Linked DNA regions of Homo sapiens: region 1 is linked to region 2. The links are chromatin loops, found by intact Hi-C in ENCODE. Cell type or tissue: GM12878. All regions are shown on one strand. Each heading gives the region's core, and the rest is flanking DNA. Links, peaks and the distances in the headings are about the cores only.

The links. Hi-C counts contacts between places; a loop is a spot of excess contacts. Peaks named below come from ENCODE experiments on the same cell type or tissue, not always from the same donor. Only the 100,000 strongest peaks of a DNase experiment are listed, where the experiment ranks them.
Region 1: a loop joins it to region 2, with 25 times the contacts of the local background. A loop is called at or near these places in 2 of 110 quality-filtered maps.

What each region holds. Positions count from the first base shown.
Region 1 is chr1:120,846,452-120,862,371 of GRCh38, forward strand. RNVU1-19 (RNA, variant U1 small nuclear 19) reads right to left here and starts at 4,534; the gene lies at 4,368-4,534. RefSeq lists enhancers at 3,915-4,014, 4,700-5,544 and a silencer at 4,265-4,594. In GM12878, for the core only: no CTCF peak of the experiment used is centred there; no DNase peak of the experiment used is centred there; H3K4me3 peaks cover 312 bases; H3K27ac peaks cover 653 bases.
Region 2 is chr1:120,934,302-120,950,221 of GRCh38, forward strand. The region is part of intron 2 of LINC00623 (long intergenic non-protein coding RNA 623); the gene reads left to right. RNVU1-4 (RNA, variant U1 small nuclear 4) reads left to right here and starts at 8,299; the gene lies at 8,299-8,462. RefSeq lists enhancers at 3,771-4,399, 4,400-5,015, 5,507-6,007, 6,008-6,508, 7,523-8,237 and 3 more. In GM12878, for the core only: no CTCF peak of the experiment used is centred there; DNase peaks (open chromatin) are centred at 8,000 and 8,430; H3K4me3 peaks cover 770 bases; H3K27ac peaks cover 458 bases.

The sequences.
Region 1 (15,920 bases), core at 4,492-12,491, 87 kb before region 2:
TTGGCATAAAGTGGGTTTCCTGTACTTGTTATATGATTTTTGGATTGTGTATTCAAATTAAAAGTATTAAATTAAAATTAAAATGGCCTGGGTGAGGTGGCTCACACCTGTAATCCCAGCACTTTGGGAAGGGGAGGCAGAGGATCGCTTGAGACCCAGAGTTGGAGACCACCCTGGGCAAGATAGCAAGACCCTGTGTGTGTGTGTGTGTGTGTGTGTGTGTATACACATAAATATGTATATATATTATATGTATGTATGTATATATAAGTCCTACAGTCACCTTAAGTTCCACCAACAGTGCGCTTAAGGTAAAATGTGCCCAACCTGAGGCTCAAACCTACCTGCTGGCACGCAATTTGTGTTTGTGAGACAATCTCAACAGCATTTGCTTTTTCTAGCATAGTGGTTTTCCTGTTTTCCTCACATGTGAATGTCTTCAGTGCAAAACCTGTCAGAATTCATTTCCTTTGCTAAAATGTTTTAAAATAACTCTTACTTCAAGTAAGTGCATTAAAAATAAACTTCTCAGTTGCATCCCTGGAATCCATGGAAAGTCCAGGAGAGACAATCAAGTGATACAGGATCAAGCCCAAACAGAACAGGACTAGGCATGGCTTCCTCACTAGGAGCCAGGCCAAAGTCATCTCCTTTGGTCTCCAATGGAGGCCAGAACTCGGTTCACCTGCAACGGGAGGACCTGGCCCAGAAGAGGTGGCCTTCATCTTCATGGTGCCTTCAGATAGGAAATCTAGGATTTCTTTTCTTCTCTTTCATCTACTTCCAACTCTCCCTTTCTATTTATTTATTTATTTATTTATTTATTTATTTATTTGAGACAGAGTCTTGCTGTGTTGCCCAGGCTAGAGTGCAGCGGGGCAGTCTCAGCTCACTGCACCTCCGCCTCCTGGGTTCTAGAGATTCTCCTGCTTCAGCCTCCTGAGTAGCTGGGATTACAGGCGCCCGTCACCGCGCCCGGCTACTTGTTGTATTTTTAGTAGAGACAGGGCTTCACCATCTTGGCCAGGCTGGTCTCGAACTCGTGACCTCGTGATCCACCCACCTCGGCCTCCCAAAGTGCTGGGATTACAGGCGTGAGCCACCGCATCTGGCCCTCCCTTTCTATTTCTTCAAGACCTTTTTCGGATCCCTCCTGCGCAGGACCTAAACGGGCGGTGCCCTTACCCACTGGTCCCTCCCTGCCTGCTGTCTTCGGAGCCCTAGCTCACCCGGAACGTTACTGCCCGCCGGTGACAGCGAGAGGACCAAAGAGGGCAGCGGGTGCGGTGGGATCCACAGAGTCACCGCGCACCTGCTCCTCGCGGGCTCCTCGCAAATTGAATAAACGCCCCCTGAAGCTTCTCTTCAAGTCACAGGGAAGGGGAAGGTGGCTGCCGACCCGGCGGGAGAAGCCGGCCCTGCCCCTGGTCCTTGAAGACAGGTTTGGCCAGGCTGATTTTGACTGGTAGGCCCAAAGAAAAGCCTCAAGGGCAGACCAAACTCCGACAGGCTCCGAGATTAAGGCTTTCAAACGTCTGATCGTTTTCAGCTTGGTCAGTAAAATCGATCTCGCCTTTATCAGGAGATTCCTTTGCCAAAGTTCAGAGACCTGGGGTTCCAGCTGCTTGCCACACAGAAAACCAATCACTGAGATGGTTATTGCCAAGGAAGAGGCTTTAATAGGGTGCTGCAGCGGAGGAGATGAGAACTCAGTCTCAAATCCATCTCCCTGACCAACCAAAACTAGAGGCTTAGATGGCAGGGAAAGAATGTGACAATGTGTAAGAAAACAGGAACTAGACCAGGCGCGGTGGCTCACGCCTGTAATCCCAGCACTTTGGGAGGCCGAGGGGGGCGGATCACGAGGTCAGGAGATCGAGACCATCCTGGCTAACACGGTGAAACCCCGTCTCTACTAGAAATACGAAAAGAAATTAGCCGGGCTTGGTGGCGGGCGCCTGTAGTCCCAGCTACTCGGGAGGCTGAGGCAGGAGAATGGCGTGAACCCGGGAGGCGGAGCTTGCAGTGAGCCAAGATAGCGCCACTGCACTCCAGCCTGGGAGGCAGAGGGAGACTCTGTCTCAAAAAGAAAAAAAAAGAAAAAAGAAAAGAAAGAAAACAGGAACTAGGGAGGGGCAAGGAAGCAATCAGGATGAATGAGGGGTCCGGCATCTCATTGTCTGGGTGACTTTCAGTTCTTTGATATCTTTTTTGAGAGGCCTGAAGGAAGGAACTCAAATAAAACAAATATCGAGTTTCAAACTTTCAGATCAGAAGGGTCCATTTCTATGTTTATCCAAAAATCTACGTATGGGACTATTGGGTGGGTTTCAGACCAAGAAAGAGTGTGCATATCAAAGTCTGCGGTTAACCAAAGAGAAAACATAATTTTCCGACCAATAGGATGTATGGGGGTCAAAGAACGACCAGCCTACAGTACTGTTTATTGGCCTGAGCATACGGAAGGATGAAGTTGCACCAGCGAAATGGGATTAAGCTGCAGGTGCGGGCTGGGCGCGGTAGCTCACACCTGTAATCCCAGCACTCTGGGAGGCTGAGGTGGGTGGATCACTTGAGATCAGGAGTTTGAGACCAGCCTGACCAACATGGTGAAACCTCGTCTCTAATAAAAATACAAAAATTAGCCGGGCGTCATGGCGGGCACCTGTAGTCCCAGCTACTAGGGAGGCCGAGGCAGGAGAATTGCTTGAACCCGGGAGATGGAGGTTTTAACGAGCCGAAATTGCGCCACTGCCCTCCAGCCCGGGCAACAGACCGAGACCCCTTCTCAAGCAAAAATAAAAACAAAAAGCTGCAGGTGGAAAAAAAAGTCTGGATTTTGGTTCAGAGCCCCTGGGGCCTTCCTCAGTAGTTTTCTCTTTCCTTGAAAAAGGAAGCCTGTCTCAGTCTCTGCATCTCTCTGAGTCCTTTTGGAGATTGAGGATGGTGAGGTCTCAGTGCTTGGCCCCCTTCTAACTCTGGGTACCTCCCCTCCCGTGGTCAACCTGGTCCAGTGCACAGGCCCCAGCTCCGACGACCATCTCCCCCCTACCCTTTGCTCCCAGCAAAGGCCATTTCTAGGTCAGTCGTGAGGTACAGCCAGGACAGGGCAGCTCGCTCCGAGATTTTTGGCTCTCGAAGGCCTTGAGCGCTGTGGTTCTGCAGAACGCTGTCTGCCTCTTGTGGAGGAACTGACACCCGCTGGAGAAAGTGTGGAGGGAAGCGAGGGCTGCACCTGCATGCAGGAGCTGAGGCAAGCGGCGGTTCCCAGCTCTCAGTGCAAAAGACATTTGTCATCTGAGAGGCTGGACTCAGTTATTATAATTTTCAATTTTGTCAATAAAAACCGAATGGAAATTTGTTTTCTTACTTGTAGAAACCTCCTCACAAGACCTCCCATCTTACATTCCAGGGAGAATTAGCAGGGTATTCCGCCAAGACATAGGTTAGACTGCGGTTCTGACCTGCAGGCCTCGATGCCCTGCGCCAGGGCACCAGGGCATGGGCAAAGCCCTCCCCCTACACAAAGCAAGGGTGTTATGTCTACAACCGAACGGGGACACTAAGAGCCCCCAACATGCACGGTTTTCATTCCAAAGAAAACCACCAGTTCTGAGTACAACTTCCACCTGGCTCTATTAACTGAGTACACGTTTCCCCAACACAGAAATCCTACAAACTCCCGTGAATGCTGTGGTGAAAAGCAGGAGCTGCCAGGGCAAGATGGATCGCACCTGTAATCCCAGCACTTCAGAAGGCTGGGCGGACCACTTGAGCCCAGGAGTTGGAGCCCAGCCTGAGCAGAATGGTGAAACCGCTACGAAAAAAGAAAAAGAAAGGAAAGAGAAAGAAAAGAAAAGAAAAAAAAAGAGAAAAAACTAGCCGGGTGTGGTGGCGTGTGGTTGTCCTACTCGGGAGCCTGAGATGGGAAGATCGCGCCACTTCTCCAGACTGGACGGTACAGCGAGACTTGTCTTAGGGAGGGGGGGAAAAAAACAACAAAAAAAACAGAGGCTAAGAGGTAACTCCGAGGATGACAGAAAACACCAGAGTTTTTAAGAGATGTTAGAAGCCCTGGGAGCACTGAACAAACCAGAAAGCTCCCGACCCTTGATCCCTGAGCTCCACCTAGCAAGTACAGCGGCAGCTAACCTGGGAGAACACCCCAACCAACAGAGACTGAAATTCGCCTCCCAAGAGAGTAAGTGGATAGTTCTAAGCTGTCCCCAAACATGGCCTCACAAACGAAAACTAACCGTTGCGAACGGAAACAACTGACCGGACAGAACACAGCCACAAAACACGAGCCCGCACCCTGAATTACAAAAACACTTACGGCTCACCTACTATTCGCACCACAAAAGCACCAGAGGAAAGCGCGAACGCAGTCCCCCACTACCACAAATTATGCAGTCGAGTTTCCCACGTTTGGGGAAATCGCAGAGGTCAGCACATCCGGAACACAATGGATAACCCTCGCCCTGAGAAAAACCACCTTCGTTTGATAATAGTATCTCCCCTGCCAGGTAAGTATAAGCTTTTGCACCTCCGCCCCGCCACAGCCTCACACGCTTCACCCTTTACACGCACGGTCACTTGCCCCGCGCACCTCCCCGCCCCCCCCAGCCCTCCTAGCCCTGACACACAGCTGGGACTCTCAGGTCCGACCAGCGGTCCTGAACCCACTCCCACGGCACGGGAACTCCTTAGTGGCGAAGCAGCAGCCCCTGCGCTGCCTCATCTACATAGAAATCGCCCTATCCGTGATGTCACTGACAGCGCCTTTCCCAGTCCCCGTCTGCTCTTCCGCCCCACCCTCCGCCGACTCAGCCGATCAACCCGCTGCCGGAGCTGGCGAAGGAAGTGACGTCTGTCTCTTTCTCCTTTTCCTCCTGCCATTGTCCTTTGGGGAGGTGCGCAGAGACCCCGCGTCTGGTCTCCCCCTAAGACTGTGGTACTTGATCTGTGTCCTGCAGAGAACCCTTCTGGCGGCCAACAGGAAGCTTTTGCACCCTTCTTCAGATAATGTCTTTTAATGCGCAGACTTGAACGTTTAGGATTACAAGGAAAACCGGTTCCTTTCAAACCTGTTTATCTTTGTGATGTAGCATTCCGCTTCAAGTTGAAAGCCATTCAATGTCAGAGAGAAAACATATCTATGAAACCAGAGAGGCTGCTCAGATGGGTTGCAAACTAGCCATCCTTACTGGTTTTACCACTAGAAGTGTTACAAAGACAGTTGTCCAATTTTATGAATCTTGAAGGGTTTTTTGTTGTTGTTGTTATTTCAAATACAGTGTAATACAAAAATATGTGGCCCCCGCAGAGACGATTGGACACTCTCAGGCATGGTGATGGAGTTTGTCATCTCTTCCACGGCCATCTCAGAACCTTAGTGCTTACCTCATATTAGTATTTTATATTCTCCAAAGACACAAAAATAATCCCAATTTGACAAAACAAACAAGCAAAAAAACATCTAGGGCATGTCTTATTTGAGGCGCTTAACAAATGACTGGATCATCTCCCTTGTATATAACCCAGAAAACACTGTGAAGTAGAGCAAAATTGGAAAGCCCAAGTCAAAGACCATTTGCAAATTTCAAGTAGATTCCAGTCTGTTGCTCAAATCACAAAACATGAAATGGAGGGGTCTCCCTTGGAGACCATAAAGTCTGTGACATGGTGGCCAGTTGGGTCACTGGAAAACATGGCAAAATATTGAAAATGAGGGATTAGGTGAGAGTGTAGCAACTGAACACTAAATGCTTGATCCAGGTGCCATTCCCTGGATACTGACAGGGAGACACATTGTCCAGGTAATACTGGAAAAAGGGGGTGGGCACAGTGGCTCATGCCTGTAATCCCAGCACTCCCTCAGGAGGCTGGCAGATTGCCTGAGTCCAGGAGTTTGAGACCAGCCTGGGAAACATGGTGAAACCCCATCTCTACAAAAAAAAAAAAAAAAAAAAAAAAAATTAGCCAGGCATGGTGGTGAGCACCTGTGGTCCCAGCTACTCAGGAGGCTGAGGTGGGAGGATTACTTGAGCCTGGGAGGTGAAGGTTGCAGTGACCCAAGCTTGCAACACTGCACTTCAGCCTGGATGACAGAGGAATGGGCCTTCACTAGACACTGAACCTGCTGGCAACTTGATCTTGGACTGACCATCCTCCATAACTGTGAGCAATAAATTTTTGTTGTTTATAAGTTACTCACTCTGTGGTATTTTGTTATAGCAGCACAACTGGATTAGGACATCAACCTGACCTTAAGAAATCATCTCAATTCAGTCTTGGCTCTGGTGGGAAACAAGGGACACACTCGGATGTGTGATTTAAAGAGAGTTGTGGTTTTTTTTTTGTTTTTTTTTTTTTGAGATGGAGTCTCGCTCTGCTGCCCAGGCTGGAGTGCAGTGGTGCCATCTCGGCTCACTGCAAGCTCCGCCTCCCGGGTTCACGCCATTCTCCTGCCTCAGCCTCCCGAGTAGCTGGGACTACAGGCGCCCGCTACCACACCCGGCTAATTTTTTGTATTTTTAGTAGAGAGCGGGTTTCATCACGTTGGCCAGGATGGTCTCGATCTCTTGACCTCCCAAAGTGCTGGGATTACAGGCGTGAGCCACCGCGCCCGGCCTAAAGAGAGTTTTATGAAGAGAATATTTATAAATATAATATGGACAGGATCAAAACAACCCAACCAAGGACTGAGAGGCGCTCAGAATCTGGAATCAGCAGAGAAGTTGTATTGCCTCTAGGACTGGATTGTTGTATAAGTCTGTTCAGGTTGCCATAACAACCTGGACAGGACCGTAGTCCTGTCCAGTGATCCTCCCCAAGACAACCGTTCTCTCTAGTAACTATGGTTTTCCTTTCACATTTCAATTGTCACCTCAATTGACTGAAATGTGAACACCAACTCCCGCACTTAAATGTTGAAGCCCTAACACCTACTGTGATGATTTATGCAGCTGGGGCCTTTGAGAGGTAATCAGGATTAAAAGAGGTTATGAGAGTGGTGTCCTCATGCTGAGATTAATGCCATTACAAGAAGAGAGACACTAGAAAGCTTGCTTGTCCGCCTTCCCCCTGGTGCACGAAGAAATGGTCACATGGGCACACAGTGAATCTACAGCCACTTACAGGCCATAGGAAGAGACCTTAGAAAGAAATCCGCTTTGCTACCACCTTTATCTTGGACTTCCCAACTTCCAGAAGTGTGAGAAATACATTTCTATAGTTTAAGCCACTTGGTGTATGGTATCTTGTTATGGCAACCTGAACAGACTTATACAACAATTAAGTTGCCTTTCCACTGATGGACTTAGACACAATCTCTTTCCCAAAAAAGAGCTATATTTAGCTACTTTTCTTTTGCATATTGTTCCATTTGCAGCCACACTATTTGTCTTCCCCCACACCACTTCTATCACCAGGAATCCATTTTCCTTGTTTTCTTTTTAATATCGGGAGCCTCTGCTCACTGCACTGCATAGTCCTTGGGGCTTTTTTTAAACTTTATTTTTAACAATCATTTGAGCAGAAAGTAGCCAATTCAGTTCTTTAATTTCCCATTTTATTCTTGGTTTGAAACTGACCTGATTGTGTCCCTTTTGTTATGACCAGTTACTTAGAAGCCATACAGCCCACAAGGTACCCTTGGGTATAAATCCAACTTCTTCATTTTAATGGTGAGAAATCAAAAGCCCATGTTTCCTGATTTCTGGCCCAGCACTGGAACTGTTTTCATGGCATGTCAATTCATCATACATTTTAATAGTGATATTTTATATTTGCATAATTTTATTGCCTTTGCAATGGGCTTTCACATCTATCTTCTCATGTGTATATAGTTTAAAGGCCATTTTTACCCACTATCTCCTAATCATATCGACCACAGCCTCAGGAAATGTCTGCTCTATTATTTCACTTGCCTGTCTGGGTTCTTGGGCAACAGCATAGAATCCTGCACTGTGTTTTCCCTCACGCTTTCTCACTCTCTGCAGAACAAATTTTTGTTACATGCCTTATTATCATGGTAATATTGGCCTTCAGTCCTGTATAGAAGCATTAAAAATGTGCATAATGTATATCCTTTTAAAATGTTATCCTAAGAAGCATCTTTTTGGAGTTAAGGAGAGTTAGATGAATAAAGAAAGAATACAGTTTCTCCTAAACAAACCCACTAAGAAAATCATGGAAAGAATTATGACAACTATGAAAATGAAGGAGGTATACTTTGTCAACAAAAGCAAAATAACCAAGCTACTCTTAGACATAATCTCACATTATCTTTCTGTAGTGCTCTAGCATTTTCTAAGCCTTTTCACACACTGTTATCTCTTTTTTTCTTTCTCCTTCTAGAAATTAATTATGACTTTTCCTTTCAAAAATGAAGGACTTTTTTTTTTTTTTTACTCTTTTCATTTTTTCCTGAGACCATATGTCAAAGGGAATGTGAGGAACAACTTTGGTGTGGTAATAGCCAAATTTCTCCAGGCCTGCTCCTCAAGCTTGCAAAGTCAAGACTGGCAGAAGTGGTGATTTTTACCTGGGTATCCTGAGAACCTTGCACAGTCCTTATCACATGCATGTGTTCAGAGTGTGCAAATAAATGAAGAAATGTGAGATTGTGATGATATTTTCATGGCATGCTTTTTTTCCACACTTCCTCATGCAGCCCAACATCCTCTACACTGTGTTGTTCTACCCGTTTAAGTGATTTACCACTTCTCCATTAAGCCAACTTAAACCATGTAGCCTTCAACTCAACATTGATTGATCCCCAATACAGTCCTGTAGGGAGGCAAGAAAACTTACAAATGAAGTGGTAAAGAAAGAGAGAGATTAAGTAATTTGCCCCAAATCTCATAACCACTAGGTGATAAATCTTCAACTAGAACTCAAATATCTGGCTGAGAATTCAGTGCTCTTTTAATTTAAATCACATTGCTTCATAAAAATAGATCTGCAGGAAGAATAAAAATGTCCAAAGTGCAATGAGAGAGAAGATAATATGGAGACAGAAATATTGCACAGAAAGCATTTGACCATATGTCTGCCTGATCCCCTTCATGTGTCTTGTTCATAACTTACTTTACTCGGGCAGCAGGAGATAGCATAACAACTGTCAGAGTGAATTTAGGCCACAGTTTTGTGTTGCTGAATGTGTTGAGTCATTTCCCTTAGTTCACATTTCTACCTAACTTTATCTTTTAAGTCATCATCATGCCTTTAATCTCTTATTTATTTTGACTGTTGAGATTTTGTAGCCATTATCCAAATAAAACATTTATTTTCACTCGTGAGTCCCTAATCCTTCCTCAATGGAATTAGCTATTTATTTGATGCAATAGCTAGACCAGTAGGGTTAAAAATGCTTTTATAAAGACATTAATAGCTGGGTATGGTGATATGCACCTAGGGAGGCTATGGCAGGAGGATCACTTGAGTCCATGAGTTTGAGGCCAATGCCTTCGCAACATAGTGAGACCCTGTCTTTAAAGTAAAAATTTAAAAATTAAAAGAAAAGACATTTAAAAAGGCTGTTTACCAAAATGATGGTTAATTGACAGAAAATAGAAACTGAAACTAGAAATCATTGCCATCAGCTTTCTCTAATGTGTACTTGATCCTTTTCTCCCTGTGATGGAAGTCGAAAGTCTTTTTGTTTTTTTCTTAATCCACTACTGTTCAAATGAGAATAAACAGCCAAATGACTGAATTAGTTGGTAGACATAATTCCTAGTCTTCAATTATTTTTATATTCTTTTGTAATACAGTCATTATTTTTTCAGACTTCTATAATATTGCATTTAACCAATCCCCAAATAGGGAAACATTATGTAATTTTTCTATTATTTACAGTTCCTTGATTATAATCTTTTATTTGAAAAGATTATATATTTATATAAAAACCCAGTTTCTTTCTTACATATAAATATTATTAGTAGTCTAAAAATGTCACTCTCAATAAACAGGATGAGTCAACTTGAGGACTAGAGAATCAGGTAGTCAACATCAGAGAACTGGTTATCAAACAGAAGGGGCCTATCCAGATAGAGAGAAGTCAGGCAGGGCTGTGCTGTGAAAATATTAGAGAAGCTTGATGGGAGGCCTAATATAGTTTGTCTTTACACCTGTATATTTTGCTTCTTGCATCTGCTTCAATGCCCTCTGTCATTTATTATAACTAGATTTATTGTTCCAATAGATTTGTACTACAGTCAGAACAAACAAATCACTGGATCCAGCAGAAGCCTTAGATATATGACATAACAGAGATTTGCACAAAGATTTGCCCCATTGCCTTCTCGAATTTCTCTTATCATCAATCCATCTAGCTGGAGCTCTCTGAAGGTCATCAGAGGTCAGTATAATTTTAATAAGATTTTAACTGAAGGATAGCCTTGATGTTCAGTGACCTTCAGACATGTTTATAATCGAGAAGCCACTCCCCCTGTTGAATGATAACCTCTTCCATGAATTACCAAACCAATGGTGCTCACATTCTGATTAACCATTGATTCCCATAAACCCAGCTTCCCCCAACACTGATGATCTAAATAACCTGAATTATTTGCATTGCCTTATCAATTCCATCTCATTTCCTGTCTTGGTGGTTTTGCTCACACTGCTTCTATGTGGAATGTCCGTATGTAGCCACTCGAGTTTCCACTTCATCGTTCCATCATCTGTAGTCTCTATACACTATCCATCATCAGGACTAATGTGAGCTGACTTTCCTCCAAAAAGCTTTCCCTGAACTTATCCTGAAATAACGTTTTTCTCTGCTAACTTACCATTTGTCACGTTAGTATACAGCTTCTCTAACTGTCATGAAATGAAATAAATGGGAAGAAGATGAAACTTGAAAAGAAATCTGCTTCTTAAGGCAGGCCCTGGGGGAATAGCCCTGGCTGGAGGTAATGTAAGGTCTAGATGGTGTTTTTAGAATCTGAAGACTGCAACACCAAACACAAGTATAAGCCTAGGCAAGCTGTCAGTGCAGGGCCTAAAATTAGGTATTTCAACAAGTGGATGAATCAATTTGGGGAATTGTATTAGTAAACAGAGGAAGCCCGTCCAGTAAAAGGGAGAGTAAGCAGGGATGCAATTTAAAACTATTGAGGAAAAAATGGCTAAGAAATAGTAAAATTAACACATGGCCTAAAATATTAAGAAATTAAGCCTGTTACAGAATTACTGACCTGGCTAGTATATAGGAGCATTAACAACACAAAAACAGATTAGGTCGGGATTAGCAGTGGGGGTGAAATAATCTTCAGGGCTGAACTACTGAGCTAGAAATATTTAAATCCTCCTTGCAGATGAGAACTATAGAGGACAATTTATTGGTTCAGCATGAATTTCTGGTCTTCTGTTAAGAAATACGCTCTTTCATTGAAAGTGAACATTGAGGCAGTAAACTCCAAATACAGCTGCAGGTACTATCTCCTGCTGATTTGTGTGTATAGAGCATGAAAGAAAGGCTCAGAAACAAAAGCATGTTGGAAAAATAAGCAGAAGGAGGCATTTACTTGCAAAGAAATGTGAGGAAGTCATTCTTCAAAAGAACTGCCCAAAAAATTAAAAAAATAGAACTTTTTAAGACAAACAATATTATGAAGACTATAGGGTTTATATTAATCTCTTCATGGCAGAAAACAGCAATTTTATCATGGTTATTATATTCAGAAAGTTCATGACATATCTTCAGACAATAAACAGCATTGTAAAGTCAAGGATAAAGTGATTTTCATTAAGGAGTTAGCAAATCTCAGGAAATGCTCAAGGTTTTATTCATTTGGAGGACTGCAGGTAGACAGAGAGACCCTTTTATTGTTTCTTTATGTCAGAGTGCAGAGTTTTTTTTTCTCTGTTTCTTCAGCAGTGGGACATGATGAATGGGCTGACAATGGTGTCAGGCCCCGATGTCACTTTGGTTTTTACACTTCATCTTGCGGTCATGTTTCCTTCTCTACAGGACATGTTTGTCTACCTCCATTTGCTGAACAATGTTCCTAATCAGTACTATTGATTTTACATTTTAATTTGATCCATTTTATTTGCACAGATCTAAGAAGTGTTGATTAATATTTAATGACCTCCTAGTATTTTTTTGATGAAACAATAAACTAAGTCTCACAAGTTTACGTCTATCTATAGATTTATAAAGCCCTTGTGGTTTAAATTTACTTTTACATGTTTAACAGCTCAGTTTAGAGCAGACCAAACCAGTCCGTTCACCTCTACCTGATTTCATCTGCAGTATTTATAATGCAAATGTATCCTTTTTAATAAAAGATATCCAATGTCTCGGTGTCCCTGCTCTGCCAAGAAAGGACATTCTTTCTTACCTCCAAGCCTGAGATTGCATAGTCCATAGAGCAAGCACCAGATTGGTTTCCTAGAAGGATGTTATAGGCATCGCTTCTGCGTGAAAAACATAGAAATTATTCTTATTACTGGATTTGTCTTGTCTAGTTAAATTGAATTTGTAGCACAGCTATAAATTTTTTATTAAAAAATTGATTCTTCCTGGCTGGGCAAGGTGGCTCATGCCTGTAACCCCAGCATTTTGAAAGGCTGAGGCCGGCAGATCACCTGAGGTCAGGAGTTTAAGACCAGCCAGGCCAACATGGTGAAACCCCGTCTCTATAAAAATACAAATAGTAGCCTAGCATGATGGTGGGTGCCTGTAATCCCAGCTACCTGGGAGGCTGAGGTGGGAGAAGTGCTTGAGCCCAAGATTGAGAGGTTGCAGTGAGTTGAGATCACGCCATTGCACTCCAGCCTGGGCAACAGAGCAAGACTCCATCTCAAAAAAAAAAAAAAAATTCTAATTAGTAATATATTCAGGTAGAAGGGAGGACAAATTCTTATTGAACCAATATAAATAACTACATAGTCACAAAAAGTAAATGTTTTTATTAAAGAAACTTTGTGCAAGATTTAACCAATATTGCTAATTAAGGGTATGTTAATAGACAAAACCAAATATTGTATGTCACAATTCTTTACAAAATAATTATTTGTATGTTTTTCTTGGCAACTTATTAGCTTTGTTTTTATATTAAGAATTTCTGCAAGGTATTTTTTCCCTCAACACTAAGAATTCAGAGTGTTTTATTTAGTTTTTACAAATTTAATAATTTGTAAATTTAATTGGAGATTAAAGGTAGATTAAGAAGAAAGAAAATGGGTTGTTCTCATGTTCATTAAAGTAGAAAATTAAACTAACCTCAATTAAATTGCCTTACTGAGGCCCTTTAATCCTAAATAACAACCTCTTGTCGTGCTGGTCTTGAGTTAAGCAGTCTACTTTCATGAATTCATCCGCTTCTACATTGTGAGTGTCTTGGAACTCCTGACTCATTTACTTCGTATAGTTGGAATATTGTCTGTGGGGACAAGGTCAGCCTATTCTTGGAGGCCTATATCCATGAGTCAATTTCCTGTGGTATCAATAGTATCAACAGTGTCTGCTACCGTTATTACTGGAGCTCTTTTGATATTTCTTCCAGATGACTCAAATTCTGATTGGCGCTTTGTAGAGAGGCTTTTAGGTATGCTTAAAGGGAAAGGAGGGCTGGGCACAGTGGCTCATGTCTGTAATCCCAACACTTTAGGAGGCTGAGGCAGGCAGATCACTTGAGGTCCGGAGTTTGAGACCAGCCTGGCCAACATGGTGAAACCCTGTGTCTACTGAAAATAGAAAAATTAGCCATGCATGGTGGCGGGCACCTGAATATAGCTACTCGGGAGGCTGAGGTAGGAGGACAGCTTGAACCCGAGAGGTAGAGTTTGCAGTGAGCTGAGGTCATACCACTGCACTCCAGCCTGGGCAACAGAGCGAGATTCCATCTAAAAAAAAAAAAAAAAAAGCAGCGGGGATAGGGGGAGGAGATGTTGCTAATAATAAAACTGTAAAGTTTGGTTAATTTTTTGCCATAGCAAACGACATCACAATGGGGGACAGTGGCATTCTCTGTTGAGGTGTAATACATACTCATCTAATGAAATTTTAATCAGTGATTACCGTAAAAGACAGAACACATGAAGAACAATTAGTGCATCCCGATACCTCTCCAGGGCCTTTAATTTTCCCCACAAAGTAGATATTATTATTTGTCACCAACTGAGAAGTTTACTTTTTTTAATCAGTTGGTTGACATTTATTGCACCAGTCTTTGTACATGAACATAAATATGCCTGAATCCAACCTGAGAAGTGCACAATTATTGTAACATAGCCACAGTAATCATACATAATTATTGCATTTAATTAATTTAAGATGATTTTATTGCTATTTTCTCAGAATATGGCCTTGAAAAACACAGCAGCTTCCACTATATTGAGCATAGTTTTGAGCCAATTAAATATCTGGAGAATGCAAAACATTACCTTTATTTCTAATATATCTTCATGTTAAGAGCTAGGAGGAGGATCTCTGGAGTTTCCCAGCAGCCATCTGAGAAACCCAGAGATACTGTATTCATAAATAACATCTCAGTAGTTTTACTATTTTGGATTTGAGGGTTAAATTTGGGGAATATGGTATCAAAAACAGTGTCACAGGTGGGGGCTGCAGATGTGAAGGGCCTGCTATCAATCAGGTGACCCTGGATGGACTACCCACTCGCTGTGTCAGTCCAGGATCCCAGCTGTAGTGGGTTCCTCTCTGCTACAGCACATGTTTCTAAAGGGCAAGAATCTGGGCTCCCAATAACTGACCTCTGTCTCCTCCATCCTGGCTTGTCATGATAGACCCGAACCACCCTCCCATTGAATTTGGGCCCTTGTGGCTCATAGCCACAAGGGAAATTGGGAGCTCACATGTGAAAGGCAGAATTAAGTTAACGCACCTTCTTCCAAAGTCTTACGTTTGTTTGTAGCCCAGGTGCCCCTGTTTCCAGCAGGAGTATTAGCAGTACCAGGCAGCCACTCCCCAGAGTTTGTGTTTCTGAGCTTTCCCATCATCAGTTAATTGGAAATTTCAGGAACTGTCCCTGCCTTACAATGCCTGCTCTGATCTACAGGTCTTTTGGAGACAGACAGCAGGTGATGGGGCATGCCAAAGAGATAAAAATGTCTTCTGATAATCAGGGGTCAGCAGATGAGTATGAAAGCTAATTATCCCCACTACTCAGGGAATTTAGAGGCTTCCCCTTTTGTCTTTGTAGGAATAGCAGACTTTCTGACTGTAATGTCCAAAGTTCTTTACAAGTTGAAGTACAGAAGAGATCAGAAAATGTCTTACGCACATGAGAGTTGTTATCCAAAGATTTGTCATAGGAGCAGCGACTCTAGGTGTTCTCTATTCTATTTAGAAGAATTACATTAGATTTTGATTCCTCAATGTGGCCAAGAAATAGAGCTACTTGCTGGGAGCAAGAAAGATAACATGACTTCTGAAAACTATTTATTATGAAAAATGAATTTTCATTATGTAGCAAATTACACTGCAGAAGTATTACAAAGAATTCTCATAGACATGGTATATTAAATCTCAAATCAATAATCATACATAGTCAATTAAAAATATCTTTGTTGATATCTTTCAGAACCTGGGAAATAATTTTCTGACTTTCAAATTTTTTAGTTTCTATTCAGTGGCAGAAAATCTATATTGTGCCAAACCAGTCTGAAAATTAGTAGTTGATTATATGCTGGACACAGAAAAATTTTCTATAACCTGTTAAATGCAACACTCCATTCATTGCTTAATTCTCCCCAAATAGCATAAGGTAATTAAGGCTTTTGTAAACTTTTTTCTTTTTTTAGAACAGCCTACAGTGACAGAGGAGAATGGTTATATTGTTAATTAAAGCTGGTTCATCACTCATGTGGTAAACCTGACTCACATGGAAACTTAACTATTTTATCACAAAGATAAATGTTTATCATTTAAATATGTATGT
Region 2 (15,920 bases), core at 4,047-12,046:
TTTTGTATTTTTAGTAGAGACGGGGTTTCACTGTGTTGACCAGGATGGTCTCGATCTCTTGACCTCATGATCTGCCCGCCTCGGCCTCCCAAAGTGCTGGGATTGCAGGCATGAGCCACTGCACCCAGCCTACAGAGAGTTTTATGAAGAGAATATTTCTAAATATATGGACAGGATCAAAATAACCCAACAAAGGACTGAGAGGCGCTCAGAATCTGGAATCAGCAGAGAAGTTGTATTGCCTCTAGGACTTAATTGTTGTATAAGTCTGTTCAGGTTGCCATAACAAAATACCATATACCAAGTGGCTTAAACTATAGAAATGTGTTTCTCACACTTCTAGAAGTTGGGAAGTCCAAGATAAAGGTGCTAGCAAAGCGGATTTCTTTCTAAGATCTCTTCCTACGGCCTGTAAGTGGCTGTAGTTTCACTGTGTGCCCATGTGACCATTTCTTTGTGCACCATGGGGAAGGCGGATGAGCAAGCTTTCTAGTGTCTCTTCTTATAATGGCATTAATCTCAGCATGAGGACCCCACTCTCATAACCTCTTTTAAACCTGATTACCTCTCAAAGGCCCCAGCTGCATAAACCATCACACTGGGGGTTAGGGCTTCAACATTTAAGTGTGGGAGTTGGTGTTCACAATTCAGTCAATTGGAGTGGAAATTGAAATGGGAAAGGAAAGCTATAGTTACTAGAGAGAGCTATTGTCTTGGGGAGGATCACTGGACAGGACTATGGTCTTTGGAGAAATAAGCGAGTTACAACTGACAAAGATTCTTTCTGTGAAAATAAGTAATTTAAAATGTAAGTTGTTGGAATTCCAAATTACTGTGAGCCTTAAAAAAATGTGAGTATGGGCCAGGCACCATGGCTCACACCTGTAATCCCAGTACTTTGGGAGGCCCAAGGCAGGCAGATCACCTGAGATCAGGAGTTCGAGACCAGCCTGACTAACATGGAAAAAGCCCATCCCTACTAAAAATACAAAATTAACCAGGTGTGGTGGCGCATGCCTGTAATCCCAGCTACTTGGGAGGCTGAGGCAGGAGAATCACTTGAACCTGGGAGGCAGAGGTTGCAGTGAGCTGAGATTGCACCATTGCACTCCAGCCTGGGCAACAAGAGTAAAACTCTGTCTCAAAAAAAAAAAAAAGAAGAAAATGTGAGTATGGAGCCTAAGTCACATGAGAGGCACCTGTAAACTAGGCAGTTGTAACCTTTGTTTCTCTGATTATAGATTGGCCTTCTTCCTTACATACATTGTTGGTTTTTTTTTTGTTTGTTTGTTTGTTTTTTTTTGAGATGGAGTCTTGCTCTGTGGGCCAGGCTGGAGTGCAGTGGCATGATCTCGGCTCACTGCAACCTTGGCCTCCTGGGTTCATGCCATTCTCCTGCCTCAGCCTCCCGAGTAGCTGGGACTATAGGCGCACACCATCACGCCCAGGTAATTTTTTGTATTTTAGTAGAGATGGGGTTTCACCATGTTAGCCAGGATGGTCTCCATCTCCTGACCTCATGATCCACCTGCCTCAGCCTCCCAAAGTGCTGGGATTACAGGCATGAGCCACTGCACCCAGCCACACGCATTGTTTTCTAACATGTTATACAAATTATTGAAGGGTGCCAGGGAAGATTGCTTCCCTCTGCACTGCTGACTTTCATTATAGATTAACTTCCTTCTTACCTTGCTCTCATAAAGACTTCATGGCTATTGCATTGTCTTAAGATGCAATGTTAAATACACTCCTTTAAATTGGAAAGGAAATGTGAGCCAGCTATAAAGAAAGAAAACAAGTAGTATGGAAAGAGAAAAAGGTTGGGCACAGTGGGGCTCATGCCTGTAATCCCAGCACTTTGGGAGGCTGAGGTGGGTGGATCACTTGAGGTCAGGAGTTTGAGACCAGCCTGGTTCACATGGTGAAATCCCATCTCTAGTAAAAATACAAAAAATTACCTGGGCATGGTGGTGGGCACCTGTAATCCCAGATATTCAGGAGGCTGAGACAGGAGAATCACTTGAAACCAAGAGGCAGAGGTTGCAGTGAGCCAAGATCATGCCATTGCACTCCAGCCTTAGCAACAGAGTGAGACTCCATCTCAGAACAACAACAATAACAAAAAAAAAAAAAAAAAATTCTGCAACTAATTAATTTGTTGTAACTCTTAAAGCAGCCTTATATAGAAAATGTTGTGATCCTATTAATTTTTTTTCTTTCTATGTAAGCAAGAACTTCACTTTTGACTTTGCAGCACTGACCCCATTTCTCTGGAGTCTGTGTGCCCTGATTGGCTATTCCCAGATTTTTGTTTGAATAAACTCTTTTTTAATTTTTACCATTAGTTCCCACAAGCAGAATGAATAAACATTTTAACGCTGAATTCTGAACCTTTCATTTATTTCAGGTTGACATCTCCTTGGCCAAACTAATCAGGCTCTTCTGAGTCCTCTTCTCACTAGGCCTCAACTATTGAGCTTCTGTGTTCCTCTCTGCATTGTTCAATCTCAGCAAGAATCCTTCTCAGTCAATTTAGCCAGAATTCCCCATCTTCAATAGCTGATCACTCATAATATCTAATAGGGCTCCTCATCCTTCACCATCTGCTAGGTGATGTCTGATCACCCTGCGTTCAGCAAGAATGCTATATGTTGGCTTAGCCATGTGGGAAGCCCAAAATATGCCACCCCAAAATACACTCCTTTGGTATAATTTGAGATGGCTATTTAGAGGGGCTGCAGATGTTACTGAGGGGTCTCACCCCAAAAAGGGACTCTTTCCTGTTTATTATTGCAAAGCCAATGTATGAAACCAAGAGTGAGCGTCAAGCAGTGCAGGCTCTATTCAATGGCATTGGAGAAGTAGGAGCATAGCATGGAATTGGAGAAGTAGTATAGCTTGCAAATCACCTTCTCAGCTACTGAGAACCAGGAAGTTACAAATATAGAGGATCTTTAATGAAGGGAATGAGCAAGGTGAGGAATATTCATGCTTTTCTTAGTAAGGGATGGAGATTTTCCTAGAATCAAGGAGTCACCTCATTTCTGTCCTTTCTTGGTCTCTTCCGTTCATTGTCACAGTGATTGTCAACTGTCATGCACTGATGGGAGTGCTATTTAGCATGGAAATTGGATTATAATAAAGCTAGATGTTTTTCAGAGGTTGCGTAAGCTGCCATCATGGATTTCACCAGCTTCAGCTGGTTTAGTCCCAAGAAGAAACTTCTGACCACAGACATCCTGTTTCTTAAAAATAAGCAGAGTTAAAGGTGAGTAAGAATTCAGCCATGTCACATAGGCACTGCAATGGCCAACAACATCTGGGTAGGGGTCCAGGTAAGTCATGTAGGCAGTGCAATAGGCAACACAGTCACAGAAATACCTATGAAAAGCTGTCCTTTTGTCAGGGAGATTAGCATGTGTAGAGGAAGTAAACATCAACTGCAAATGGCTTTCTCTGAGACCTTCTTATCTGCTTTATCTGGATCCAGGTAAGATTAACTCACAGGAAAAGGAAACAAAAGATCTCATGCTTTTAAAGGTCTGACAGGAAACTTTTTTTTTTTGAAACGGGGTCTTACTCTGACACCCAGGCTGGAGTGTGCAGTGGTGCAATCTTGGCTCACTGCAACCTCTGCCTCCCAGGTTCAAGCCATTCTCATGCCTCAGCCTCCCGAGCAGCTGGGATTACAGGTGCCCACCACCACACCAGGTTAATTAATTAATTTATTACTTATTTATTTATTTATTTATTTTAGACAGAGTCTTGCTCTTTCGCCCAGGCTGGAGTGCAGTGGTGCCATCTCAGCTCACTGCAAACTCTGCCTCCCAGGTTCATGCCATTCTCCTGCCTCAGCCTCCCTAGTAGCTGGGACTACAGGTGCCCGCCACCACGCCTGGCTAATTTTTTTGTATTTTTAGTAGAGACGGGGTTTCACTGTGTTAGCCAGGATGGTCTTGATCTCTTGACCTCATGATCCACCTGCCTTGGCCTCCCAAAGTGCTGGGATTACAGGCATGAGCCACCGAGCCCGGCCTGTATTTTTAGTAGAGATGGGGTTTGCCATGTTGGCCAGGCTGGTCTTGAACTCCTGACCTCAAATAATCTGCCCACCTCAGCCTCCCAAAGTGCTGGGATTACAGGCATGAGCCACCACATCTGGTGGAGGGCTGCTTCTTGAGAGACTTCATCTGCATCACATCTGCATCACAACACAGCCTTTGCTCACCATGTCTTTCCTCCCCTCAACCTCCCATAACCTGTGGCCACCACCCCCTAAGAACTCCAAGCCTAGTTAGTCCTTTATGTGCTGCATATAAACTTCAACCATACGGCCTTCTTTGAGGCTTTTTTTTTTTTTTTGAGACAGAGTTTTGCTTTTGTTGCCCAGGCTGGAGTGCAATGGCGTGATCTCAGCTCACCGCAACCTCTGCCTGCCAGGTTCAAGTGATTCTCCTGCCTCAGTCTTCGGAGTAGCTGGGATTACAGGCATGTGCCACCATACCTGGTTAATTGTGTATTTTTAGTAGAGACGGGGTTTCTCCATGTTGGTCAGGCTGGTCTCGAACTCCTAACCTCAGGTGATCAGGATCCACCCGCTTTGGCCTCCCAAAGTGCTGGGATTACAGGCGTGACCCACTGTGCCTGGCCTGAGGCTCATATTTTTATGTGACTCTGTATTAGTCAGGGTTCTCTAGAGAGACAGAATTAATAGGATAGATATACAAAGGAGTTTATTAAGTATTACACTTACTTTTTTTTCTTACTTTTTGTGGAAAACAGGGTCTTGCTATATTGCCCAGGCAGGTCTCCAACTCCTGGGCTCAAGCTATCCTCCCGCCTCTGCATCTCTGAGAGCTGGGATTACAGGTGTGAACCATCACACCCAGCCAGGAGTTTATTAAGTATTAACTTACACAATCACAATGTCCCGCAATAGGCTGCCTGCAAGCTTAAGGAGCAGGAAAGTCAGTTCAAGTCTCAAAACTGAAGAACTTGGAGTCTGATGTTCCAGGGCAGGAAGCATCCAGCACAGGAGAAAGATGTAGGCTGGCAGGATAGGCCAGTCTTGCCTTTTCATGTTTTTCTGCCTGCTTTATATTCATGGGCAGTGGATTATATTGTGCCCACCAGATTTAGGGTGGGTCTGCTTTCCCCAGCCCATTGACTCAAATGTTAATCTCCTTTGGCAACACCCTCACAGATACGCCCAGGATCAATACTCTCATCCTTCAATCCAATCAAATTTGTGAGAAACAAATTCACCCATCTAAACCCAAACAATGAACTCAGAGACCCAGAGAACAGCGAAAGTGAGACTTTTAATGACGGTCTTGCAAGATCGGGTGTCTGGCATGCAGGCACACCCAGCACAGTTTCAACAAGCAATTTACGCCCTAGTGCACAGGTCCCTCCCTCAGTTCCTCATAGGCTGAGTACTAGCCTTCCACAATCTTCCTAGACATCACCTATTGATTGTTCTTCAAGTACATTCTTTAGGGTCTTTCTGCTGCATTTTATTGCAGCACACGATGCATTATGACTCTCAGGATTTTTCAAACATTTGACTTACAGCTCTAGTGGCTGCACTTAGCTGATAAGAAAGGGTACAATTATCTATGTTGCAAGCTAGCTTAAACTAAATTTCTTTGTGGAGTGGGGAAGGGGTAGATGAGGGAGCCCCCACCGATAGATGCCTGGCCACTGGGTGAAAGGGAAAGAAGGAAGGTGGAGGGGGTGGCTCAGTACATTCTGCTTCTTTATTTCTTTCTTTCCAGGTAGCCTGCCTAAACCTATACCAAGCCACTTAGAATTGAAAATAGATAATCACATATAGGTTATTTCCTACAATTCCCTCCTTTTTCTTTTTACCCTTTTTGGTTTCATTTTCACTTAAATTGCTTTTTCAAACTGTTCCAGAATTGTTTACTTTTTTTTTTTTTAGACGGAGTTTTGCTCTGTTGCCCAGGCTGCAGTGCAGTGGGGTGATCTCGGCTCACTGCAACCTCTGCCCCCCAGGTTCAAGTGATTCTCCTGCCTCAGCCTCCCGAGTAGCTGGGATTATAGGCGCGCTGTAATTTTTGTATTTTTAATAGAGACGGGGTTTCACCATGTTGGCCAGGCTGGTCTTGAACTCCTAAACTCAGGTGATCATGAGCACCCGCTTCAGCCTCCCAAAGTGCTGGGATTACAGGCGTGAGCCACCGCGCCAAGCCAGAAGTTGTTTACTTTCTTCCTCATAGGAGGAGGAGTTTATTTGGTTTCTAATAATAGTAGGTTATTTTGTTGGAACATCAGGGGCATCTGTTTACTGAGAGTTGTTTTAATAAACCTTAGTGTTATATATATATATACATATATATATAAAATATATTACATATATTATATATAGTAGTAGTGTTAAACCCCTTACACAAGTATTGATGCAACATCGTATGTCAATGACAGAATCTGATAAGTTGGAAGAGTATACTGTAGAAGATACATCACTTTTTTTTTTTTTTTTTTTTGAGATGGAGTCTTGCTCTGTTGCCCAGGCTGGAGTGCAGTGGTGCAATCTCGGCTCACTGCAACCACCGCCTCCTGCGTTCAAGCAATTCTGCTGCCTCAGCCTCCCAAATAGCTGGGATTACAGGTGCCCACCACCACACCTGGCTAATTTTTGTATTTTTAGTAGAGACAGGGTTTCACCATGTTGGCCAGGCTGATCTTGAACTCCTAACCTCAGGTGAACTGCCCGCCTTGGCCTCCCAAAGTGCTGGGATTATAGGCATGAGCCACCACCCTGACTCATACTTCACTATTGAAACAAACTTTTTTTGTGTACAGAAGAAAAAAAATTGTACAGTTAATAGTGTCAGAGATAGTGAAAATATGAAACAAGAACTGCTTACAAGAAAGGAGCACTCAGGGGACCAAACCTCTGCCAGAGCCAGCGGGGAAGTGACTTATGCCTCTCTCTTCTTTCCCTCCTGTCCCCGCCCCTCATCTCCCGCAATGAAGCGGGTACTTAATCTGTGTCCTGTGGAGGTCCCCTTTGGCAGCCAGCTGGAAGCCCGTGCACCCTCCTTCAAATAATGGCTTTCAATGAGCAGACTAGAACATTTAGGATTGCAAAGGAAACCGATTCCTTTCAAACCTGGTTATCTTTGTGATGTGGCACTGTGTGCATATCTTCGTTAAAACGCATTGAAGGCCACTGCACTCCACCCTGGGCGACAAGAGGTGACTGTGTCTCAAAAAAACCAAAAACACTCCCCCCTCACCCCAAAGCATTAGACATCAAGGCTGGCAGGGAAGTCTGTTCTCTTGAAAGTTCAATATCAATTCAATACTTTAAATTCACTGTAGTTTCAATCCATTGGTATGGAAAGTGTTTTGAATTATTGTACTGATTTTTTTCTATCCTCTTTCTGATACGCATGCTAATCATATGGACCTTGGACGTCTATCTTCCTGAACTTTTCTCTCCTGTTTTTACATTCTTATTTTGGTTTGTGGGAAATATTCTTGATATTATCTTCAACTTAATTTTTGTTCTTGCTTCTACTATTTTAGTTTAATTTCCAAGTATTTTGATATTGAACTTTCAAGAGAACAGACATCCCTGCCAGCCTTGACGTCTAATGCTTTGGGGTGAGGGGGGAGTGTTTTTGGTTTTTTCGAGACACAGTCACCTCCTGTCGCCCAGGGTGGAGTGCAGTGGCCTTCAATGCGTTTTAACGAAGATATGCACACAGTGCCACATCACAAAGATAACCAAGTTTGAAAGGAATCGGTTTCCTTTGTAATCCTAAACGTTCTAGTCTGCTCATTGAAAGCCATTATTTGAAGAAGGGTGCACGGGCTTCCAGCTGGCCGCCAAATGGGACTTCCACAGGACACAGATTAAATACTCGCTTCATTGCGGGAGACGAGGGGCGGGGACAGGAGAGAAAGAAGGGACAGGCATAAGTCACTTCTCCCGCCGGCTCCGACAGCTGGTTGCTCCGCTGAGGGGCGTTGGGTGAGGCGGAAGAGCAGACGGGGATCCAGAAGGCGTTGTCGGTGACATCACGGAGAGGGCGATTTCTATGTAGATGAGGCAGCGCAGGGGCTGCTGCTTCGCCACCTGCTGCTTCGCCACGAAAGAGTTCCCGTGCCGTGGGAGTAAGTCTGGGACCTCTGGTCGGACCGGAGAGTCGCAGCTGTGTGTTAGGGCTAGGATGGCTCCTGGATGCGCGTGACGCAAGTGACCTTGCGTGTAAAGGGTGAGGCATATGAGGCTGCGGCGGGGCGGAGGGGCGTGAGCTTATACTTATGTTTATCTGGCAGAAGAAATGTTATGATCACGAAGGTGGTTTTTCCAGAGCAAGGCTTAGCAGTTTTACTGTGGATGTGCTGACCCCTGTGATTTCCCCGAATGTGGGAATCTTGATTACATAATTTGTGGCAGTGGGGAACTGTGTCTGTGTTTTTCCCTGGGTTGTTGTCGTTTTAAAAGTGGATTTTGTTTGCTGTGGAAGCATATACAAGGCGTTAGTATAAACTAATAAACAGGTCTTTGTTCCCATCTGTAACTTACTTTCAAAGTAAAGATTTTGCCAGGTAGTGGTTGGTTCTCACGCTTGTAATCTCAGTAGTCTGTGAGATGCATTGATAACTTTATGTTAATACCGCTCGAGCTCTGGAGTTTGATGTCAGTGTGGTCAAATATGGTGGACCCGTCTCTACTAATCTCTTAACTTTTTTTTTTGTTCTATAGAAATAAAACTAAGCTTTTCTTTTCCCTACGGGAGCCCATTGTAAACATTTATTAACAGCAAACAGTCCACTGGAGTGCATGGCGGGATCCCGGCTTACTGCAACCTCTGCCTCCTGCCTTCAAGCTATTCTCCTGCCTCAGCCAGAGAATACTCGATCTCCTAAGTAACTGAGATTACAAGCGCAGGCCACTAAAAAATTAGGCCCGGCTAATTTTTTGAATTTTTGGTAGAGACAGGGTTTTACCATGTTGGCCAGGCTGGTCTTAAACTCCTGACCTCAAGTTATCCGCCCGCCTCGGCCACCCAAAATGTTGGGATTACAGGCCTGAGCCACCGCGCCTGGCCTGTTTACAGACTTTACAGACAGATTTTGTTTACAAGCTTTACACGCACGGTTCAGTTGCAGTTAGTGTATATTATGCTGGGCCCAAGACAAATGTCTTTTTTTTTTTTTCCCAGTGTGGCCCAAGGAACCCAAAATTTAGACAACCCTGCTCTAGAGGGTTTGATTCATGTTTCCACTGGGTTATGCTTATTGCCTGTAATTCCATTTGATATTTTCCAAATCTGATTTTTTGAAAAGCGTTTTCCTGAAGCACCCTAAAGCTTTCCTAATAATATGGGAACTTAAACCAGATTGGATGTAACAAAACCCAGCTGGGATCCTGCAACTTCTAACCTTAATGTTAGATCAAGAAGCAAAACACCCACCAGTCCAAGGGTCAGGGAAGATGAAGATCATGCCTGAGCTGTAACAACGCCCTTCCCAGTATACAAAAGCGTGTAACAGCCACTTGAATTCTATCTTCCAAGTGTCTCCTGTTGCCCAGGCTAACCTAGAGCTATCTAAAGATGGCAAATCTGGGAAATGTGCATTCAGCTTGGCAAAACTGATACATTACAAATCCACCACAGTCCACTTCTTCTCAAAGTGGCATCAATGTGCACCTTCCTCCTCCTCCTTCTCTTTTCCTCCTCTTCCTCATCCTCTTCTTTCTCTTCTTCTTCCTCCTTTTTCCTCCTTGTAAAGCCATACTTAAGGTTCAAATAAAGACAATAGGAAAATCATACTTTTTCTCATTCAGTGAAAATATGCCAACCCTTTCCCCAACAGGATAAAGTCTTTTATTTGTCTTTGAATGATGTTCACTCCTTTTTTAGCTAGATCACATTCCATATTTGCTATCCTGTAACCTAAATATTGAGATTTCTAAAAGTTAACTATTAATGAATATGATAGCGAGGATGATGGAAGATGAGAATTCTCAAGAAAAGTATTGGTTAATATATAACCAAATGTATTCATCTCAAAATAATGAAGAAATACTCCTAACTATTACAAGTCCTCATTTCTGCAACTGTCACTGGCCCTAGCTGGTATTTGTAACTATCTTCACATCTTGCTCTCACAGCCATTTCCTTTGGGCCTGGGCCAGTGGACGTGAGCGTGGGAAAGACCAGAACCCGCGGTGCTCCCCACCGCACTATCCTCGGGTCTCCAGAGGTGGGATACACCGGGCAGGGGCCTTTGCTGGATTCTAAACCGGCTCTGGGGATACAAGAACAGCTGCCTTTGAGAAACAGTTCAAGTCTCTATATTCCAGACTTCCTAGTAGGACTAAACGCTTAATGTTCATCCAGGAATTCATGGTTCTCCTAAAACCCTGCGGTGGAATGCCTTCCTTCACTGAGCATTTATTGGGCACCTACTAGGTGCTAGGGTGGCTCTGGGCGAAGGGCTGCAGCCTGTGCAAACTCCAGGTCCCTTTCCTGTGGATCCCACCTCTGAGGGCCCGAGGGGGACGCAGTGAGGACACCACGGGTTCTGGTCCTTCCCACGCGCGCGTCCGCTGGCCCAGGCCTGGCGGAAATGACTGTGAGCGCAAGGTGTGAGCGGGGCTAAGAATGGGAAAGCGAGTGGCTTTCGCCGGAGAAGCTGCAGTTGTCACCTGTAGAGGGGCCAGCGACTTTTGAGAGGGTGAAGAGCAGGCGGGGGAAGCAGTGAAGAGCAGACGGTGAGGAGCAGGTGGCCCTTTGGCCGTTGGAGTCCCCCAGCTGACTCTGCCCGGGTAGAACGTCCAAAGTGCCCAAAGACTCGACTCTTGGCTTCATTGTCTCCCGTATTCTGGGTTTCTGGAGTGCGCGGGATTGGACAGGCATCAAATATATGAGATTATCTGCAGCCAGAGGTTAAAAAGCCATTTCTGGTATCAGCAAATGAGTTTAAGACACAAGCCATTAGAGTCTCTGTGGCGCAATCGGTTAGCGCGTTTGACTGTTAACTGAAAGGTTGGTGGTGCAAGCCCATCCAGGGATGGCACCTTTTGCTTAGGCAAGATTCACAGTTTCTGTTTAAAGACTTTAATCCTGGGAATCCTCCGGACCTCTATTAGCTTTGAATCAGATGCCAAAATATGCTGCGTGAAGGCTCAAGTTCCATGGAAGTTCCTAAAAACAGGAATATTTCAGCAAAAGTAATTTTTCAATAGAGCCTGAGCCTGGGGCTTCAGAGCTTACGCCAGAGCCACTGCACCTATTTCATCACCTCTTGAAGCTGGGTTTTTACAATTGCACATTCCTGGAAATCCAAAACTCCCAATAATTGAAAACAAGAAAACCCCAGTCTTCACTTGTAGTGAAGCCTCAATTTCTGGGTTGAAATCTTGGTTCATTCATGACGTGACTTTTAAAACGTTACTGGATTTTCTGTACCTCAATTTCTTCGTCTATAAAAAAGAGCAGCCGGGCACGGTGGCTCACGCCTGTAATCCCAGCACTTTGAGAGGCCCAGGCAGGTGGATCACCTGAGGTCAGGAGTTCGAGACCAGCCTGGCCAGCGTGGTGAAACTCCGTCTTTAATAAAAATATAAAAATTAGTCAGGCATGGTGGCGGGCGCCTGTACTCCCAGCTACTTGGGAAGCTGAGGCAGGAGAATCACTTGAACCCGGGAGGCAGAGGTTGCAGTGAGCCGAGATCACGCCATTGCACTCCAGCCTGGGCAAAAGAACGAGACTCCTTCTCAAAAAATAAAAATAAATAAAAAATAAAAAAGAAAGAAAGAAAGAAATTTTTCCTGGCACATTTCTATATGTTCCATTCTGGATGACTTGCTCTTCAGGCTTATCCCACAGCTGTTATCATAATATCTCTCTTTACTGCACCATCTTGGGATTTCCATCGCCTCTCTCTTGTTAGATCCCCTGCTTCATGGATCTCAAGGGGGTTCATTCCTCACTCACTTCTTCCTTTTGATGATGCATATCCTCCAAAACCTCCTATAAAGTGGTTACCTTAGAAATAAACTTTTTGAGACACTGCATGTCTGAAAATGTCTTTTATACCCATAAAATTAATTGATATTTTACTAGATAGAGATACAAAAAGATAGGTGGAAATAATTTCTCTCTGAGATTTTTGAAGGCACTGCTTTTTTTGTGTGTGACAGAGTCTCGCCTCGCTCTGTCGCCCAGGCTGGAGTGCGGTGGTGGGATCTTGGCTCACTTTCAATCTCCACCTCCCAGGTTCAAGCGATTCTCCTGCCTCAGCCTCCCCAGTAGCTGGGACTACAGGTGCCTGCCACCATGTCCGGCTAATTTTTTTATTTTTAGTAGAGATGGGGTTTCACCATGTTGGCCAAGCTGGTTTTGAGAGCGACCACTCCTCATATTGTCTTACACTTAATTTCTTGTTTGCTGAAAAAGTGGAGGTTGAAAGAATGGGCAGAAGTGAAAATCACGCTCAGACAACTGGGTGCCACATTTCGGGCCTGGTTGTTAAAATTCAACCGCTGACCTCACCGATTGTGCTGTCTATAAATTCCAGACATTGTATAAAAAAGCATTATGAAATTCCCTTTTCTGTCCTGTTTCATTCTGATTACCAGTACATGCAGCCCCCAGTCACGTACCCCTTGCTTGCTCAGTTGATCATGACCCCCCCAACACAGCCCCTTTAGAGTTGTGGGCCCTTAAAAGGGACAAGAATTACTTATTTGGGGAGCTCGGTTTCTAGGATGTGAGTCTACCGATGGTCCCAGCTGAAAAAAGCTCTTACATTCCACAATCGGGTGTCTGAGGGATTTTGTCTATGACTCCTGCTACAGTTTCAAACTCCTGACCTCAAGTGATCCGCCTCCCTTGGCTTTGCAAAGTGCTGGGATTACAGGCCTGAGCCATGGCTCCCGGCCCTTGTTGTTTACTGTTTTCCATAGTCATTTCTGAGAAAGAAAAAGGTAAGCCTTTTCTGCTCTGAGCTAGAGCTGGTCTGACAAACACCTAGGCCATGGTGTTCTATGGTTAAAACGAAAAATTTCACAACACCAATATCAGACAAAGTTACCCTCTCACTAAACTGAAAGAAATACTATTTCACAATCATATTTGAACATAAAAAGAACACTGTTCAAACCATAATATGATCAAACATCCCAGCTACTAATAGTGACGGTTAATGATTTTATTTTTTATTTTTTTGTGATGGAGTCTTGCTCTGTCACCAGGCTGGAGTGCAGTGGCACAATCTCAGCTCACTGCAACCTCTGCCTCCTGGGTTCAAGCAATTCTCCTGCCTCAACCTTCCGAGTAGCTGAGACTACAGGCACCTGCCACCACACCCAGCTAATTTTTGTATTTTTAGTAGAGACTGGGTTTCACCATATTGGCCAGGCTGGTCTGGAACTCCTGACCTTGTGATCCACCCCCGCCCCGCTCAGCTTCCCAAAGTGTTGGGATTATAGGCGTGAGCCACTGCACCAGGCCAGTTTTTTTTTTTTTTTTTTTTTGAGACAGTCTCTGTTGCCCAGGCTGGAGTGCAGGGGCGTCATCTCAGCTCACTGCAACCTCCACCTCCTGCGTTCAAGTGATTCTCTTCCCTCAGCCTCTCAAGTAGCTGGGATTACAGGCATGCCCAACCATACTTGGCTAACTTTTGTATTGACTGTTGATTCTTTACCAATTATGTGTTTAGTCTTGCAACCACTTCTCCCACTTTCTAGATAAAAATACCGAGATTCCCAAAGGAAGAATTGCCCCACAATTTCCCCATAGTGTTTGCTGTCTCCTGTGTTGCAATGAGCCAATATACTCAGGTTTGACTATAGGTTTGTTCCTGATGGTTATACACTGGAGCACATCAGCACCATAGAGAAGATGGATGCCGCTCTGATTCTTTGTTATTTGCCTTAAACTCTTCTCCCATCTCCCCTCCCAAAAGCCTATAGAATCTTCTACCTCTTCCTATTAGTTTGAAACTTCATGATATATTTCCATCCACCATGCTGGGTACTGAGTGTGCTCTTTCAATATGGGAATTTGTATTTTGGAGGTATCATTCCAAAGATGTTTATGCATATACAATTAAAGGTATATATTTATTTCCTGCAACTACCATCACCCTTTTGATACACTTCTGCTGTATAATAAACCATCCCAAGCTTATTGACTTAGAATAACAATAATTGGCTGGGCGTGGTGGCTAACACCTGTAATCCCAGCACTTTGGGAGGCCAAGGCGGGCAGGTCACGAGGTCAGGAGTTTGAGACGATCCTGGCTAACACGGTGAAACCCCGTCTCTACTAAAAATACAAAAATTAGCCAGGCGTGGTGGCAGGTGCCTGTAGTCCCAGCTACTAGGGAGGCTGAGGCAGGAGAATGGCATGAACCCGGGAGGCCGAGGTTGCAGTGAGCCGAGATCATGCCACTGCACTCCAGCCTGGGCTACAGACTGAGATCTCGTCTCTTAAAAAATAAAAAAAGAATAACAATAATTTATTATTTTTAGTGATTCTGTGAGTTGGCTTGGAAATTCTTCTAGTCCAAGCTGGTTCATTTGGGGCTGGATGGTCTAGGATGGCCTCACACATCTGGGGTATAGGTGGATTGGTTGGAAAAAGTGGGATGCATGGATCTTTTTCTTCATGTGATCTCTCTAGCAGGCTAGCTTTGGGGGATCTTCAGATCATGGCCTCAGGATTTCAAGTGAAGAAAAAAGCAGGTAATCCTCCCATGTGCAAGCCTCTCTTCTGCCAGGTTTGCGAAGGCACCAACATTTGCCCAAAGCAAGTCATATAGCCAATCCAAGATTCAAAGAGAGGAGAAATAGACTCTCTTGATGAGAGAAGCTGCAAAATATAACCACTTTTTTTTTCAATCTGTCACAGTATACCATACTGGACTATCAGTAGCTTCCTCATTTTTCTTTCTTTCTTTCTTTCTTTTTTTCTTTCTGAGACGGAGTCTTGCTCTGTCGCCCAGGCTGGAGTGCAGTGGCGACATCTCGGCTCACTACAAGCTCTGCTTCCCTGGTTTAGCCATTGTCCTGCCTCAGCCTCCCTAGTAGCTGGGACTACAGGCACCCGCCACCACGCCCGGCTAATTTTTTGTATTTTTAGTAGAGACGGGGTTTCACCGTGTTAGCCAGGATGATCTGGATCTCCTGACCTCATGATCTGCCTGCCTCGGCCTCCCAAAGTGCTGGGATTACAGGCGTGAGCCACCGCGCCCGGCCATGACACAAGTTTAAAAGAATATTTTTGTTTGTTTGTTTCAGACGAGTCTCGCTCTTTTGCCAGGCTGGAGTACAGTGGCGTCATCTCGGCTCACTGCAGCCTCCGCCTCCCGGATTCCAGCGATTCTCCTGCCTCAGCCTCCTGAGTAGCTGGGATTACATGCGCCTGCCACCACGCCCGGCTAATTTTTGTATTTTTAGTAGAGAAGGGGTTTCACCAAGTTGTCCAGGATGGTCTCTATCTCTTGACCTCGTGATCCGCCCTCCTGGGCCTCCCAAAGTGCCGGCATTACAGGCGTGAGCCACCACGCCCGGCTAAAAGAATAATTTTTATTTTATTGTTTATTTTATTTTATTTATTTTATTTTATTTTTATTTTATTTTATTTTATTTTTTATTTTATTTTATTTATTTTATTTTTTGAGACAGAGTTTTGCTCTTTTGCCCGGGCTGAACTGCAATGGTGCAATCTCTGCTCACTGCAACCTTCACCTTTTGGTTTCAAGTGATTCTCCTGCCTCAGCATCCCGAGTAGCTGGGATTACAGGCACCAGACACCATGCCCGGGTAATTTTTGTATTTTTAGTAGAGATGGGGTTTCACCATGTTGGCCAGGCTAGTCTCAAACTCCTGACCTCGTGATCAGCCCACCTCGGCCTCCCAAAGTGCT